Linked DNA regions of Homo sapiens: region 2 is linked to region 1. The links are chromatin loops, found by intact Hi-C in ENCODE. Cell type or tissue: mammary epithelial cell. All regions are shown on one strand.

Evidence for each region. Peaks named below come from ENCODE experiments on the same cell type or tissue, not always from the same donor. Only the 100,000 strongest peaks of a DNase experiment are listed, where the experiment ranks them.
Region 2: it touches region 1 in a loop (4-fold over the local background); 8 of 110 quality-filtered maps call a loop at or near these places.

The regions. Positions count from the first base shown.
Region 1 is chr1:43,233,360-43,241,359 of GRCh38, reverse strand. It overlaps CFAP57 (cilia and flagella associated protein 57), which reads right to left. Exons shown (of 23, transcript NM_001378189.1): 20 at 6,947-7,081; 21 at 6,722-6,865. All of the region lies in intron 1 of LOC105378685 (a long non-coding RNA gene), which reads left to right. LOC124904164 (a long non-coding RNA gene) reads left to right here. Exons shown (of 2, transcript XR_007066042.1): 2 at 3,681-4,014. Among named protein-coding and RNA genes, the nearest start is that of TMEM125, 33 kb to the left of the region's middle. In mammary epithelial cell, a CTCF peak has its summit at 3,071 (motif pointing left); no DNase peak of the experiment used is centred here.
Region 2 is chr1:44,043,355-44,051,354 of GRCh38, reverse strand. It overlaps LOC124904169 (a long non-coding RNA gene), which reads left to right. Exons shown (of 3, transcript XR_007066056.1): 3 at 5,767-6,552. It also overlaps a transcript of KLF17 not described here. Among named protein-coding and RNA genes, the nearest start is that of SLC6A9, 16 kb to the right of the region's middle. In mammary epithelial cell, a CTCF peak has its summit at 3,503 (motif pointing right); DNase peaks (open chromatin) are centred at 1,344, 2,394, 3,064, 3,474 and 1 weaker place; H3K4me3 peaks cover 161 bases; H3K27ac peaks cover 2,153 bases.

The DNA.
Region 1 (8,000 bases):
AGTATATTACTTAATTTCAGTATTCCTTACAATATAGTTTGGATGTTTGTCTCCTCGAAATCTCCTGTTGAAAACTGATCCCCAGTGTTGGAGGTGGGGCCTAGAGGGAGGTATTTGGGTCATGGGAGCAGATTCCTCATGAAGGGCTTGGTGCCATCCTCGCAGTAATGAGTGCTTGTTCTATTCGTTCCTGCAAGAACTAGTTGTTTTAAAAGAACCTGGCCTCGGCTGGGCACGGTGGCTCACACCTGTAATCCCAGCACTTTGGGAGGCCGAGGCAGGTGGATCATGAGGTCAGGAGATCAAGACCATCCTGGCTAACATGGTGAAACCCCGTCTACGCTAAAAATACAAACAGTTAGCCGGGCGTGGTGGCGGGTGCCTGTACTCCCAGCTACTTGGGAGGCTGAGGCAGGAGAATGGCATGAACCCAGGAGGCGGAGCTTGCAGTGAGCCGAGATCGTGCCACTGCACTCCAGCCTGGGCGACAGAGCGAGACCGGCCCCTTCTCCTCTCCTACTCTCTCTTTCGCCATGTGACACGCCTGCTCCTCTTTTGCCTTCCATCATGAGTGAAAGCTTCCTGAGGTCTTGACCAGAAGCAATGCTGGTGCCATGCTTCCTGTACAGCCCTCAGAACTGTGAGCCAAATAAACCTCTCTTCTTTATAAATTACCCAGCCTCAGGTATTCCTTTATAGTAATGAAATCTCTCTGTCTCGGATGAAATGCCCAGTCCTCATTGTCAACCCCTCATTCTTCATGCTAGGATTTGTACTTGTGTTTCTGAATCAGATGTTTTCTCCATCGAATGCTTTACCCTTTGAACCAACCCAGGCCTTGCTGATTGTAGTGTGATGGGTCCCCCACCAGGTTACTTAAGGGTGTATGTTCACTGTCTGAACCCTCAAGGCCAGGCAGTTAGTCAAGGCCATGGTGCCCAGCTGTGGAGCAGGTGTCCCTGAGAATCCAAACATCCTAGAAGATATCTGAAAACCTACTAAGGAAAACAGTCCCATGGCACATACACAGTAGGTGAAGAGCCAGAAAATTAGCTTAAAAGCAGCTTAGCGATGTGAGGCAAAGCAGGTCTCTAGAGCTGTCCTGCTGCTGCCCAGGAGTGCCCCACATGGAAGACCTAAATAAACTCATCTACTCACCAAGCTGGACTTGTCATTCTTCGGTCTCCCCAGTTTGGGAGGGAGGGTGGGGAACATTACAGTTCCAAATTGTCTCATAACAGTGATAGGTTTCCCGCATTTCCTTTCCAGATGCTGCCTGGTAAAACTCTGCTAGATCCTCCCATGGACCTTCTCCTTGCAGACTTTATATCATGACATGATCAATTCAATACATATTTATTGGGTTATGGACCTTGGACCCTGCCTTGCATGTTAGAGGTGCTCATTAAATATTTGTGAAATGGATGAGAAAATGTATAACTAATGCAGTGGATACCAAACCGAATAAGATGAGATTCTTACTAATAAGGAAGTTACAGACCAAGGGATAAGGGACAGGTGAAAGAGACCAGAACAGAAGGGAAGGTCTTAGAGCCACAGGGGGAAGCTTGCTTGCTTGAGGTCTCTCTCCATTTCTCCCTTCAGTAGGCCTCGCTAAGCTTCACTTCTCCTGATCCTCATTAAATAACTCAATAACAATCATCAGAATAAGCACTAGAAACTGAAAGCACAATTCGAGTTCTCTCACAGTTTGCATCTTTAGCTGCTTCCTCTTTTTGGTCATCTCCATCCATTCTGTCACTGAGTCCTATTGATTTTGTGTCTGAGTTGATTCTGATGTTCATCCTTCCTGCTGGTTTGTCACCAGCTCTCAGTGTTCTCCCTTGTTCTGCTGTAAAGGCCCCCCGGCAAGTGGAGCCCTGCCCTGGCTTCTCCCCACCCCCTCCACCCTCTACAGCCCTGTCACTGTGATTGGGATTTCTGGCTCCTGGTACCTGTTGGTGTGAATGCCTGTTCCTGACCCCCCTGCCAACCTCTGACATCTTCATGATGCTCCCTTACCTAAATGGGTCTCCAGGGCTTGATCCTTTTTGGAGTATGATTGAGGCCCACCACTCAGTGCAGCCTGACTCTCTTGTTCTGTTCATTCATTCATTCATTCATTCACGTATTCATGTAAGAAAAGTAATCTAAGAACCAGTTCCTGAAAGCTTATACTGGTCACTGTGCCAGGCATGGGAGGTCCCGCTTGGCTCCACTGCAGAGCTGCCATGAGAGGCTGAAGCATGGTTGGGCCCCTGCCCAACCCAGTGTGACAGTGTGCAACCCCAGGGGAGACAGAGGAGAAGAGTGTTCCAGGCCCAGAGCCAGGAGGCGGCAAGCAGAACCTAAGGCAGGAAGAGCTTGATGATAACGATAATAAGAGTAACCACAATTGCAAGGGTTGATTGGATCACTGCAAATGTATCAAACAGCATGCATACAGTCCCTCAGTTCATCCTTACACCAACCTTGTGAGGAAACTGAGGCCGTATCTCAGTGGTAGAGCTGGTGTCTGAACCCTGTCGTGCCTCCATCCAGAGAGCCCTGCTCCTCCGTGACTACTGCTTTCCAGGCTCTGCTGTCCCCCCTCACATTTATGTCACCTCCATTCCAATATCTCACATAGTATGATGGCCAAGGACACTCCCAATAAGTATAAGTTGGGCTACCTGCAAAATGTTTTCTGGGGTGGCCTGTGTTCCGAGGGGTCCCGAGGTCACATTGAGGTCGACCGTTTTTGCTTTGGATGGCTTTGTGGATTAAAAATGTGAATGCAATGGGTTTGCCGAGCCTTCTCTTCCTGATCTCTCCCTTGTCAGTTTGACTTCCAAAATCCCCTCCAATCCTCCAGACCCCCACCCAGGTCTACACAGCTGCAGAGGAAATCTGACCTGGGGTCCACCAACGTGCCAAGTCTTGGGGGATGTGAAACTGTTTATGTAAAAAGCTTTCTAAGCAAAGGGGCTCTGCCAAGCTGTCCAGGACTGCCTTTGGCCTTTGGAACTGACTGATGACCCTGGCAGGTCTTTCCGACCTCCGTATTGAGCAGAGAAGAGAAGGGAATGCCTACAGCACCCCCTAATGGCATGGCCTGAGTCGATGCCTTTAGAATATGGCAGTACCTCACAGCCTGGAAAAAGCAGGCAACAGATTTATTCCATGGACTTGGAATCCTTGCATCAGTGACATCTTTCTGGAACCCACAGTCAGTGGGCTCACCATCTGCCTAACTGCACAAATGAGCCATCCTGGAATCCTTCTCCGTTCTTTCAACCTTCCTCCCATGTCTAACCTGACATTTCTATTTGTCATTTCTACTCTGAAATGCCTTTTGACACCACAACTTTCCCCTTTCCAAGTACTTCTCATCTACCCTTAACATGACAGTCATTTCCTAATGGGTTTTTCTGCCACCTGCCTCTTTCCCCACCAGTCTTCCCACCTTGCCAATGGAGTGTTTTGTCTTTTCAAAACAAAGACACCCCTACTTAAGAAACCTTGGGTGGAGCCTGTTTACAGGACAAACTGTACTTTTTGGCATGGCATGGACGCCCTTTCCAACATGACCCTCAGCCACCAACCATTTCAGTGGGTTCTTCTCCACTTGGACTCTCTTCTCGTGGACTCTTGGGTCTCCAAGCACCTCACAGGCCTCACTCTTCTCTGCTTTTTCTCAGGTTGTTCCCACAGCCTGGAAGTCTCTTCCCTGACTTGTTCCACGATCAACCTCTACTCACCCTTCAAGGCTCAGCTCAAATGCCCCTTGCCCCAGAAACCTTCCACAAGTCCTGAAGGCATCACTGAACCCCATTTCCAGGATGAGCCCACAGCACTGCATACAATGAGTTGAGCAGTAATTATTTGTATCTGGTCCAGGTTCCCAATGATTAACTCCTTGAGAGTAGGAACACTATCACGTTCATCTTGGAATCCTCAGTGACTGACACAGAGCTTGCTGTACAAGAAGCCCTCAAAAAATGTGTACTGAATGAATAAAATGCATGTCCTAGATGTTTGTATCTCATAGCAACTCTTATTTTCATATCTGCCAGTGTGCTGAGGAATGGAGTGGGGAGGCTGAGCTCCTGTCTGAATAAACAAATGAGACAGTGACCTCATTTTCTGTTATTTTCTAATGAGTTACTCTTAGATGCCATGTTTGCTGTGGCCTTCCTCAGCCTTTTTGGATTGAAGTGCCAGGGCCATGGCAACTGAAGATGAGGTCCAGCTGGCTCCTGACCAGCACACACCAAGGTCACCAACTGAGGGTCTGGAATCAGTTGTGCCATCCACCCTCCACCCTCCACCCCTGCCACCTGCAGTCCACAGGCACCCGTGGCCCATCCTGTGATGGGCTTCTAGGCTTTCCCACTGGATTTCTACCTTGGTTCTTGGATAGGTCCTTTGCTTGGATGAAGAGGATGGAAATTGCCTTTTTTTTTTGGGGGGGGATGGAGTCTCGCTCTGTCGCCCAGGCTGGAGTGCAGTGGCCCGATCTTGGCTCACTGCAAGCTCTGCCTCCCACGTTCATGCCATTCTCCTGCCTCAGCCTCCAGAGTAGCTGGGACTACAGGTGCCCACCACACGCCCGGCTAATTTTTTTGTATTTTTAGTAGATATGGGGTTTCACCGTGTTAGCCAGGATGATCTCGATCTCCTGACCTCACGATCCACCCGCCTCGGCCTCCCAAAGTGCTGGGATTACAGGCGTGAGCCACTGCGCCCGGCTGGAAATTGCCTTTTTTTTTTTTTTTTTTTTTTTTTTTAGCACTTATTCTGTACCAGGCCAGTGCCTAGTGCCTTATGTGGTTGTCCCATTCAATCTTGCAGGAACCCCCCACTCTCAGGTTGGTGTTTTCTTCCCTGTTTTACATATAGGCAAGGTGGCTCCTTGAGTTAAGGAATTTACCCAAGGTCTCCTGGCAGAGGAGTGGTGGAGCAGGGTAAACCAGGGTCGGCACAGTGGTTTTGAAAACTTTTCTTTTTTTTAAATCTTCCAGACTTTTTTCCAACAAAAAGAGCTCCACTGTTAGCAGCAAGCAGTCTCTTTCTGGTTGAAGGGGTAGGGACCCGGAGACCCGCACCCCCTGCCACACACCCCCCACCCTGGGCCCCTTCTTACTCCCTGCAGTTGCTGGAGTTACTTATTTGGATCCACAGGACTCCCTAGCACATAGGTTACAATGCTGCTGGAGAAAATGTTCTTCCCGGGACTTCATTTGTTGATGGCTCCCTCTGCCAGCCATCAGGGAGTGGCAGGGCTGGGCAGGAGGCCGCTTGGGTCTCCTCTGCTTTCTACCCCACCCTGGCCCAGCACCCTCCGGGGCATAGGGAAGCAGAAGAGGACAGGATGCCCGCCCCAGCAGCCTCATGCTGACGCTCACACCCTCTGGCTAGCCTGTGATCTTCCTCCTCCTACATCGATGTTTGCTTTGGCTGCTTGGCATGGAGAGAGGGACCCAGTTCCTCAGGCCTGTACTCTGGTGACAGGGCACAGAGGGTGCTAGGTGATGTCAGCAGCTGACAACTGCTCCTGCTGTCATCCTGGTTTCCCTTCCCTGCTCACTGCACTCCAGAGCCCCAGGGGGCTCTCCATGCTCTAGGTACTCCAGGCCCTAAGCAGTGGCTCAGTGTGCGGCTGCTGGTGTCTCAGGGCTCCACCAGCTGGAGGCACTTCTATCTCTGGGCCTCCGATGGCTTTCATGGCCAAGGAGTAGGGCAAAGGGTAGATGGACTGGGCTGCTTTTCAGCAGGGACTGGTCGTAAGATGACATGAGACCAGCCCTGCCTGGGTCTGGCCTGAATCACAGTGCGCTCTGCCCAGCTGTGTATGAACTGGCCAAGCTGGGAACTGGTTTGTTTCAATCTAACTGCAACCTGTTCCCATTCCAGTATTTTAATTATGGCAATAAAGAAATGTGAACATAAAAAGGTACGTGCTTTATAAATGTGATTCTGATGTTCCCTTTTGATACTAATTCACATTAATTGCCTCAGATGATACTGATACCCAAACAGAAATCTGGCAGAAGAATCCCGACTGGCAGTCCTGATAACGTGCCTGTGTGGAGGCGGCAGTAATGGGGTCAGGCTCTCTGAACAGCCTATGAAGGATCCAGGGAGGTGGGTGTGAGGCGCTTATTAAACCAGAGTGAGGCCAGCTCTGGGACGTTGTGGCTAACTTGGGACACAAGAGATAAGGGTAGGGACCTGAGGCACCAGAAAAATCAGATGAGGCGTGGCCACGAGATATGGGTAGCAGAATACAAAGGAGCAAAACAAAGTCAGGTGAAATGAGAGTTGGGAATGGAAGAGAGAAGGGAAAGTGGCTCAGGAGAGGTAAGATGATGTGGATGAAGGTCTAGAGGGCCAAGGGGCTGATGAGAGGAGTGAGGCAGGGGACACAGGTGTGCTCTGGATAAAGATGGTGTAGAAAAGAGGAATCGGGTATGTGGAGAAGGGAGGTGGGCATTGGGTGGGGTGGAGGCCAGGGTGCAGCATGGAAGTGCCTAGAAAACCTCCTAGGTGAGCTCTCAGCCACAGTCACAGCCAAGACGAGCTCAGAGGAGAGGAGCCAAAATAAGACTTTAGGGGGAGCTACTGGGCCCCCAGACACCTGGGGAGCCCTGAAGACAGGTGGTCTCAGAGGGACCCTTGATGGGATCTCTCATCTTGGATGGCTTGGCCTCCACAGGGGCTGAGGGGAGCATGCAGGTACCTGCATGATGCGGACGTAGTCTGTGCGGTGCAGCTCGCCCTCCTTGACCACCTTCTTCTTGAGAGTGGCCAGGTTCCTCTCCAGGTGCTCCCGCTGCCGGGTGTACTCCTGCTGCAGGTCTGTGTTCAGCCCTGCGATCTCCACCTGACGGGGCCCAGGAGATTCTCAGTGAGGGAGAGGAGACCCCGGAGGTCAGTGCATGGCAGGAGGGGAGGCTGAGCTTACCATGTCTGCTCGCTGCACGTACTTCTCAAAGAGACCTCGAACCTTCTCCTTCAGCAGCCGCGGTTCCTGAATATAGGCTACGCAGTTGTGGAGGTCTGTTTTAAACCTTTTGACCAGCGCTTCCAAGTCTCGCTCCTGCAATCAGAGACGTTTCCTTCTGGTGCTGTAGGGTGCTCTCGGTGGAGGGGCGGGGGCTGCAGGCAGAGGTTAATGGCACAGAAAGGGAAAAGAGATGCCTCATCTGGGACTTACAGCTGACTGCCAGGGGCCATACTGGGCATAGAAACTTAGACGGGCACACAGCCAACAGGTGGAGGCACGAAAAGTCTTGTGCACCTGCCCTCGGCTGGACACCCAGCCTGAACAGCCTACATGGGGCTTCATCCTTAAGAGGCCACACAGATGGGCTCCTTTATTGACTCTGATTCCCTTTCAGGACCACAGGCCTTAAAAGATAAAAGGAAGCTCATGTGGTCACCCATATCCCTTTAGAGCCAAGACAGATGGCATCATTTCTCTCTTGCAGATTCCTGGCCAGGGCTTCCACGTCCCCCGTGTTAGCTCATCCAGTGCTTACCCTTCCCGATAGTCAGGAGCGCTGCTGTGAGTGGGCAGGTTGGTTCATCTACACAGTTGGGCTAGTGTCCCCTCTTCATCATGCTTTTACCTGTCTTCCCCAACCCTGACCTAGAGAAAGTCATTTCTCCTTGCTCCCATGGCCCTTTCTACATGTTCCATCGTTTTCTACCTCTCAATATAACTATTATGCACATGCCACAAATCACCAGTCATCCTCTTCAGCATGGAAATGGCAGGATCTGTATCAGTTCTCGTTTATAGCTCTGCAGCTGCTGGTGTTACCTAGTGCAGAGTTAGTTAATGCTTACTGCAGAAGATGGAAATTTCCAATCTTTTTTTTTTTTTTTAGACGGAGTCTTGCTCTGTCACCCAGGCTGGAGTGCGGTGTTGCAATCTTGGCTCACGGCAACCTCCGCCTCCCAGGTTCAAGCAATTCTCCTGCCTCAGTCTCCCAGTTAGCTAGGACTACAGGCGT
Region 2 (8,000 bases), 810 kb before region 1:
GCCGGATCCTACATGAGGCAGTAGCAGTATGGCCACTTACTTGCCTGTCTGCTTGGCTGTACCACCTGCCAGGGAAAACGATGATTCTAAAAAGAGCCTTTGGTTAGTGTTACAACTCTTGCAGCCTCCATCACTGACTGCTTCTCTATTTCTTGCCATCTCTCCATTTGTCATCTTAACAATAACTGTCACTTGCCATCTCTTGCTGTCTCTCACTGTCTTGCCAACTGCTGTCTCTCATTACCACCTTGCCAACTGGCCATTTCTTTCTCCGTCTCTCATGCTGTCGTTTTCTCTCTTCTGCCGCATGTTTGGTGCCATGTTGCTGCAAGGCAGGTGAACCCCAAATTGGGGCTTAGCCCAAGAAGATTCTTGGTTTTGCTCGGGAAAGAATTGAAGAGTGAGCTGGTGGTAGAAGAAAACAGGATTTTTTTTTTTAAGACGGAGTCTCGCTCTGTCGCCCAGGCTGGGGTGTAATGGTGCGATCTCAGCTCACTGCAACCTCCGCCTCCCAGGTTCAAGCAATCCTCATGCCTCAGCCTGCTGAGTAGCTGGGATTACAGGTGCACACCACCACGCCTGGCTAATTTTTGTATTTTTAGTAGAGACAGAGTTTCACCATATTAGCCAGGCTGGTCTCAAACTCCTGACCTCAAGTGATCTGCCCACCTTGGCTTCCCAAAGTGGTGGGATTATAGGTGTGAGCCACTGTGGCCGGCCAAGAAAACAGCTTTATTGAGGAGGCAGTGTAGTGTTAGGGATCTGTGACTGCTCCTGCACAGCAGGGCTACCCCATAGGCAGTGTGTAGAGAGTAGCAGCTCAGGGCAGCTCGGCAGTCATGTTTATGCCCACTTTTAAGTACATGCAAATTAGGGGTGGATTATGCAAAAATTTCTAGAACAAGGGTGGTAACTTCCCAGTTGTTGGGTCACTGCCATAGAAAGGGGTGGTATCCAGTTGTTGCCATGGCAATAGTAAACTGACATGGCACTGGTCAGCATGTCTTTTGGAGAGGTGCTTTTGCCTCTTCCCCTTTCAGCTAGTCTCAATCTGGTCCGGAGTCCAAGTCCTGCCTCCTACCTCATTGGCAGTGGTGTGCTGGTAATTATTTTACAACTGGTTAAGAAAGAAACTCTGATTTGTAAAAGTTGCCAATTTCTGTGGTGTAAATAACTTTTATCATTGCTGAACTCACACATTGCTGGTGGCAGCATAAATTGGTAAAACCACTTTATAAAACCATGCGATGCTATCTACTAAAGGTGAAGATATGCATATGCCAGGAGACAGTAACTGTACTCCAAGATGTACAGTATTTCTCAACTTAACCGGACATCCTGAATCACCCCAGGCATGAATCCAATTCTGTTGGGAGAGTTACTGGCTATGCATTCTTTTCCTACTTAAGTCACCTTAGTCTACTCCAAAAGATACACATTATTTGAAACTGAAAAGCTAAAATGGATAAATTATTATATATTCATGCAATGGAATAGTATACCACAATGGAAATGAACATGCTACTATACATAACAGCACAGATAAACCTTATAGATTGAAAACAATACATAGGCCGGGTACGGCGGCTCACGCTGGTAATTCCAACCCTTTGGGAGGCCAAGGTGGGTGGATTTTCTGAGTCCAGGAGTTAAAGACCAGCCTGGACCACCTGGTGAAACCCCATCCCTACAAACAATACAAAAATTAGCCAGGCATGGTGGCACATGCCTGTAGTCCCAGCTATTCAGGAGGCTGAGCTCAGAGGATTGCTTGACCCTGGGAAGCAGAGGTTGCAGTGAACTGAGATCGTGCTACTGCACTCCAGCCTGGGTGACAGAGTGAGACCTTCTCTCAAAAAGAAAAGAATATATACTGTATAATTCTAACTATATGAAATTCAAAAACAGGCAAAACTCTATGTGGTTAGAAGTTAAGCTAGTGGTCACCTTGGGGAGGGCAGAGGGCTGGGATTGGGAGGTAGCACAAGAGAGGCATCTTTACTGGATGGTTATTATTATGAACTAAATGTTGTGTGCCCCCCAAATTCATGCACTGAGTCCCTAATCCCAAATGTGGTGGGATTAGGAGACGGGGTCGTTGGGAAGAAATTAGGTTTAGATGCGGTGATGAGGGTAGGGTCCTCATGATGGGATTAGTGCCCTTATAAGAAGAGACCAGAGAGCTTGCTCATGCTCTCTCTACACTGTGAAGACACAGTGAGAAGGCAGTCATCTACAAGCCAGGAAGAGAGCCCTCACCAGAACCCAACCCCGCCAGCACCTTGATCTTGGACTTCCCAGGCTCCAGAATTGTGAGAAATAAATGTCTGTTGTTTAAGCCACCCAGTCTGTGGCATTTTGCTATAGCAGCCCCAGCAGACTAAGACAGTTATGTTTACACAAATGTGTTCAAGTTGTGGTGACGCATTAAGCTATATGCTTATGATTAATGCATTTTTCTGCACGAATGATTTACTCCAATAAAAAGCTTATTAAACCCAATGCACTGTGTACACACATAAAAACAAAGAAAACTAATCATTATCAAACTAAATCAACTTTGCAACACCTCTAATTTGTAGATAAATCTTACTGTGTTCAAAAATTAAGCAAATTACACTGTGGCCAGTCAAACACACAGAAAATTTCACCAAGAGAAACTTAGGTTAATAATAAAACAATTTATTTATGTACTTAGGAGATCCCATCCAAACATAAAGAATATTTTCTAAAGCCCCAAATATTCATTTGTAACCAACTAGCTTAAAACCCAGTCATATCAAAGAAAGTCTCCAGCTCAAAACACAAAAAGAGTGCAGTACCTTCTCCAAAGAAGAAAAACACACATTTTAAGACAAAAATACTCACCATTAAGCAGAAACCTCTGACTCATCTGTTCTTATCTTCCTTCCCATAAAGCCCTTTTATTTCCCCACTCTGACAAAAGCGTCCTTTTAGCTCACTGTGGGGAGGAAGTCTCACAGTCTTCGGTCTGCTCTGAGTGAATGAAGGGGATCAGTGGAATCAGTATTTCCCAGCTTAACTGGACATCCTGAATCACCCCAGGCACGAATCCAGTTCTGTTGGGAGAGTTACTGGCTATGCGTTCTTTTCCTACTTAAGTCACCTTAGTCTACTCCAAAAGAATCGGAAAGTTCCTACCTCCAAGCTTTGGTTTTCTCACATTTTTTCATCTCTCTGGGCCATTGCCATTAGCTACTCCCACATTTTGCCTCTGTAACCGTTTCCTTGACTTCTGCATGGTGAAGTTAGGAGAAGCTACACAGCCCCCAACACATACGTGCGTGCACGTGCACACACACACACACACACACACACACACACACACACATACACACACAATGTTCTCTTATGGGCCCACTCTCCAAACACTCTGGATGCCAATCTTCCCTTTTCTGGATTCAGCCCACCTTTATTGGCCACATCCAGTAAATAATACTATGTAAATTCACAAAGTGTCCACTAGAGGACACTACAATCCTACTTCTAATGCCAATGTGTTGCAGTATGGCGTCTGTAGACTCCTAAGGGATTCTTCCTCTTCCCTATCTAAGCTACCCATGTGTTTCTATCTAATTATTCCTTGTACCAGGCACCTAAGAAGGAAATAGGTGATATGAACAAGGAAGGAAGTAGCACCCCGACTCGTGCCCTCATTCTCAAATCCTTGGTCCCAGGGCAGGATGCTCTCACGATCTAAGCATTCTTTCCCTCAAGATGGATGTGACTGATGGCAGATGGGCTACTAGTGATGTTGATGTCACTGTGCCGGGTCCCCAGCAATGCTCCAGGGGAAGCCAAGAGTTGAACTGGGCCTCAGATCATCAACCAAACCTCAAGCATTTATCAACCATGGCAGCCCCATCTCATGACCAGGCTGGAGCCTGTCTGGACCTGGTTCTTCTGGTTCCCACCATCTGTCCTCCTCCTCCCTCCCTACCACACCACCCTTTACCCCAGGACCAGTGCTTACGGTTCTCTCTCCTCAAAGTCATCAGATCAAAATTCATGACCAACCTCTCATTAGCCCACTCAGAGGAATGGGTGGCTCAATGCTATGAGTACAATTGCTCCATCTTAGGAAAACAAAAATGGGCAACCCTTTGCAAAGAAAACATTTCTATGACCAAAGCTTACTGACTAATACAACATTACTTCTTCTTGTACATTTTAAAATAAAAACAAGCATATCTAAACATAATATTTTCTAATCACAGGAGGCAACAACAACAAAGTAAGCATAAATACTTTCAAGGACATGTCTGTAGCCTAGTACAGAGAATGCTTTTTTTTTTTTTTTTTTTTTTGAGACTGAGTCTTGCTCTGTTGTCTAGGCTGGAGTGCAGTGGCACGATCTCGCTCGGCTCACTGCAGCCTCCGCCTCCCTGGTTCAAGCGATTCTCCTGCCTCAGCCTCCTGAGTAGCTGGGATTACAGGTGCACACCATCACACCTAGCTAATTTTTGTATTTTTAGTAGAGACCAGGTTTCACCATATTGCCCAGGCTGGTCTTGAACTCCTGACCTCAAGTGATGCAGCTGCCTCTCGGCCTCCCAATGTGCTGGGATTACAGGCGTGAGCCACTGTACCCAGCTAAGAATGCATATTTTTAAGCCAGACTGCCTCAGATCAGATTCTAGATTTGCTATTTACTAGCCACATGGACTTGAACCAGTTACTTAACCTCTGCACATCCATTTCCTGAGCTGTTAAAATGAAGAACATATAGTATCTACTTCATAGGATTGTTGTGAAGATTAGATGAGTGTGTGTGTGTGTGTGTGTGTGTGTGTGAGTGTGTGTGTAGTGCTTAGGTTGGGCGTGGCAGACCATGCCTGTAATTGCAGTACTTTGGGAGGCCAAGGAAGAGGACTGCTTGAGCCCAGGAGTTCACGACTAGCCTAGGCAACTCCAGCAGACCCCGTCTCTACAAATAAAATTTTAAAAAATTAGCCAGGCGTAGTGGCATGCACCTGTAGTCCCAGCTACTTGCAAGGCTGAGGCAGGAGAATCACTTGAGTCCAGGAGGTCAAGGCTGCAGTGAGCCGTGATTGCCCCCACAACACTCCAGCCTGGGGGACAGAATAATGAGACTCTGTCTCAAAAAAAAAAAAAAAGTGCTTAGAACTGGCCTGGTACTAGTAAGTACCCAATGAATGTATGATAGCTATTATTATTATTATTATTATTATTATTATTATTATCCTTTACCAAATCTTGTGGATGAATTCTTCATACACAGGCTGACATCTGTTTTATTTTTCTTATGTTCCATGATAAGCTCATCCTAAATAGAATATTAAGAAATATTAAGAAAACGTCTACATACACCAAGACTGGGTGACAATGATTGTGTTAGGAGGGTCTGGAGGGCACAGATCTGACACACTACCTAGTGACAACATTGAGTTATGTGCAGCTTAGTTATGTGTGATATGTGTGATTCTGTGTTGCTGATGGTGGTGTCTAGAGAACATTGGATGCAAATGACTGTGGGAGGGACACATTCTGGATGAAAATGGGCTCAGGGCTAAACTGGGGTCAAATAGTTTGGGGATAACACTGGGTTGTGTGTGAAAGTATGTTGAGAAAGCATTTGAGTGAAATAGTGTTGTGGGTAAGACCAGGCCTGGATAAAACAAAGTTTTTGTGACAATGGTGTTGGGCAGTGGGTGCTGGCAACTGTTTAACTATTGCCTCTTCAAGAAAAACAAGACATTGATTTGCAACGTTTCCAAATTCCAGGGTGTAAATAGTCCCATCATGGTGATGTCAAGCCCCAAACATGATGTCATGATGAGCCACCTAAGAAGGTTCAAAGAAAAAGGAGAAGAGAGTCTGGAATTGAGTTTTGAACACTCCAACATTTCCAGGCTTGGCAGAAGAGAAGTCAGCAAAGGAGACAGAAGGTGCTGCCAGAGGAGGAAGAGGAGAATCAGCAGAGTGTGCTGTCCAAAGTGCCAGGGAAGAGGGTTTCAGGCGGAGGAGGAAGTGTCAAGAAAGTTGAACGTTTCTGAGAGATTGGTAGATTAGCTCCCAGGGCAGTCCCGCAGCACGAGGTCACCTGTAATCCTCCCGGATCAGACACGGTGCCAACCCAGGTGCACCCACAACCCTTGCATGGCAGCATCTGTCATCCTGGTCACTCAACTGCCTTCTGTCCTTCTGGTAAGAACATCCCGCCCCTGTGGAAAACAGCCTGTCCTTCCTCCAGGCAGGTGGCTCCAATCTCAATCATGGCACCTCGAGAAACTACGGGTGATCATGGCCAAGCTCAGCCAAGGCAGAGCCATTCTTCAGGATTTATAAGTGCAGTGCTCCACCGAAACAGGGAAACACTGCTCTCTTTTCCTCTGATACCATTAAACTGACATGACATCAGACTGAAGTGGCCTTTGGCAATGGAAAAAGCCTGTCTGAAGTAGAAGCCGAAATGAGAAAGGAAAACCTGGATGTGTCCCTCCATCTGGGTCTACTCTTGTTTTCTCCAGCTCTGAACCAATAAACAGCACTGGCATTTTGAACACTTTACAAGTATCGGCTCAGTATTCCCAACAACCTTAGATGGGTATTACCCAGGTACCCCATGTTAGAGATGAGGAAATTTGCCCATGGCTGCAGAGTGCAAGAGCTGAGATTTCACCCTAGGTAGTTGGCTTCAGAGTCCACAGTTCATTAGGCCAGATGGTTCTTTCTTCTTGGGGAGTTTCCAGTGCATTGCGGGATAGTGAACAGCATCCCTGACCTCTGCCCCCCTAGATGCTGTTGGCACCCCTGTCTTCAGGTGTTACAAGTAAAAATGCCTCCAGACACAGCCACACATTCCAGGGTGGGTGGACAGCCACTGCTACTGTTCTGCTGCCTTCCGGTTCTTTTCGAATTGCTGTCACTGAGTCACCCAGATGACTCTGCATTTGCCACAGTTCAGGCTCACCTAATCTGTGTGTCAACTACAAATAACCCCATGTCCCTCAAACCCTGAGTCACCCCCAATACATTGCCACCTGGACCCTGTGTTATCGAAAACCCCACGCCAGCTACAAATCTGTGTCCCCAAGACTTTCTGTCAACCACAGTCCGGTCATTGAGACTTGTGTGACCCATTACCCAGTGGTGTCCCTGCCTTCTGCCAACAACCACAGCTTCCCAGAGTCAGGGTCACAGAGCTGTTCACAGCACAGAAGGCATACATGGAGAGAGGGATAGAAGGAAACCCAGGTGCACATATTCAAAGGCAGGAAGAGCCAGAGAAACCCACAAAAGCAGAAATACACAGAGAACAGGCCACAGCTGGTTACACAGAATGGGTCACTGGCACCTACCAAGGCCCCTGGCAGAGCCCAGTGTCTTTAGCCCCTCCCCCACCTCTGGATTAGCCCTGGGGGCAGGCAGGAAAGCTAGGTTCTGAGGGTAAGGAGCTTAGACCCAACGTGACAGCTAATCACCCACATAAATCCTCTGTCTAGGTCACAAAGCCCTGAGTGGCCTCGCCCCCACCGCACCGTAGTCGCTCCTCCCTCCACGGACTCAGGTGGACACCCCAGCCTCAGTATCTCACCAAGCCCACACCCAGGTGGGCAGAGGGAAGAGTTCAGACTGTCTCCACTCCCTCTCGCTCTCCTGCTAGAATGCGCTAGGAGGGTGTTGGTAGGGGCTAGGGGCCCAAGGACAGAGAGCTTGGGTTTCCCAACAGATCAGCCCAGGAAGGATCTGGCTGAGACCAGAGAAACGCTTTTTCCTGAATCAAGAGACCTGCTAGGAGCAACAGCCCCTCCTCTCTGGACACTGTGATCTGCAGGGCCCTGAGGGTTACCAGGACGAGAGTGTCAACCTGTTTTGGGGCAATAAAAGGCTGTGAAGGAGCCCCACACCTCTCCCAACCTGGCCTGGCATGGTTGCCATGGGGATGCCCCAGTTGCTCCAGAGGTGGCTTCTGGTCCCGGAAGCGGGGATGGCAGAGACAGCCAATCATCGCACCG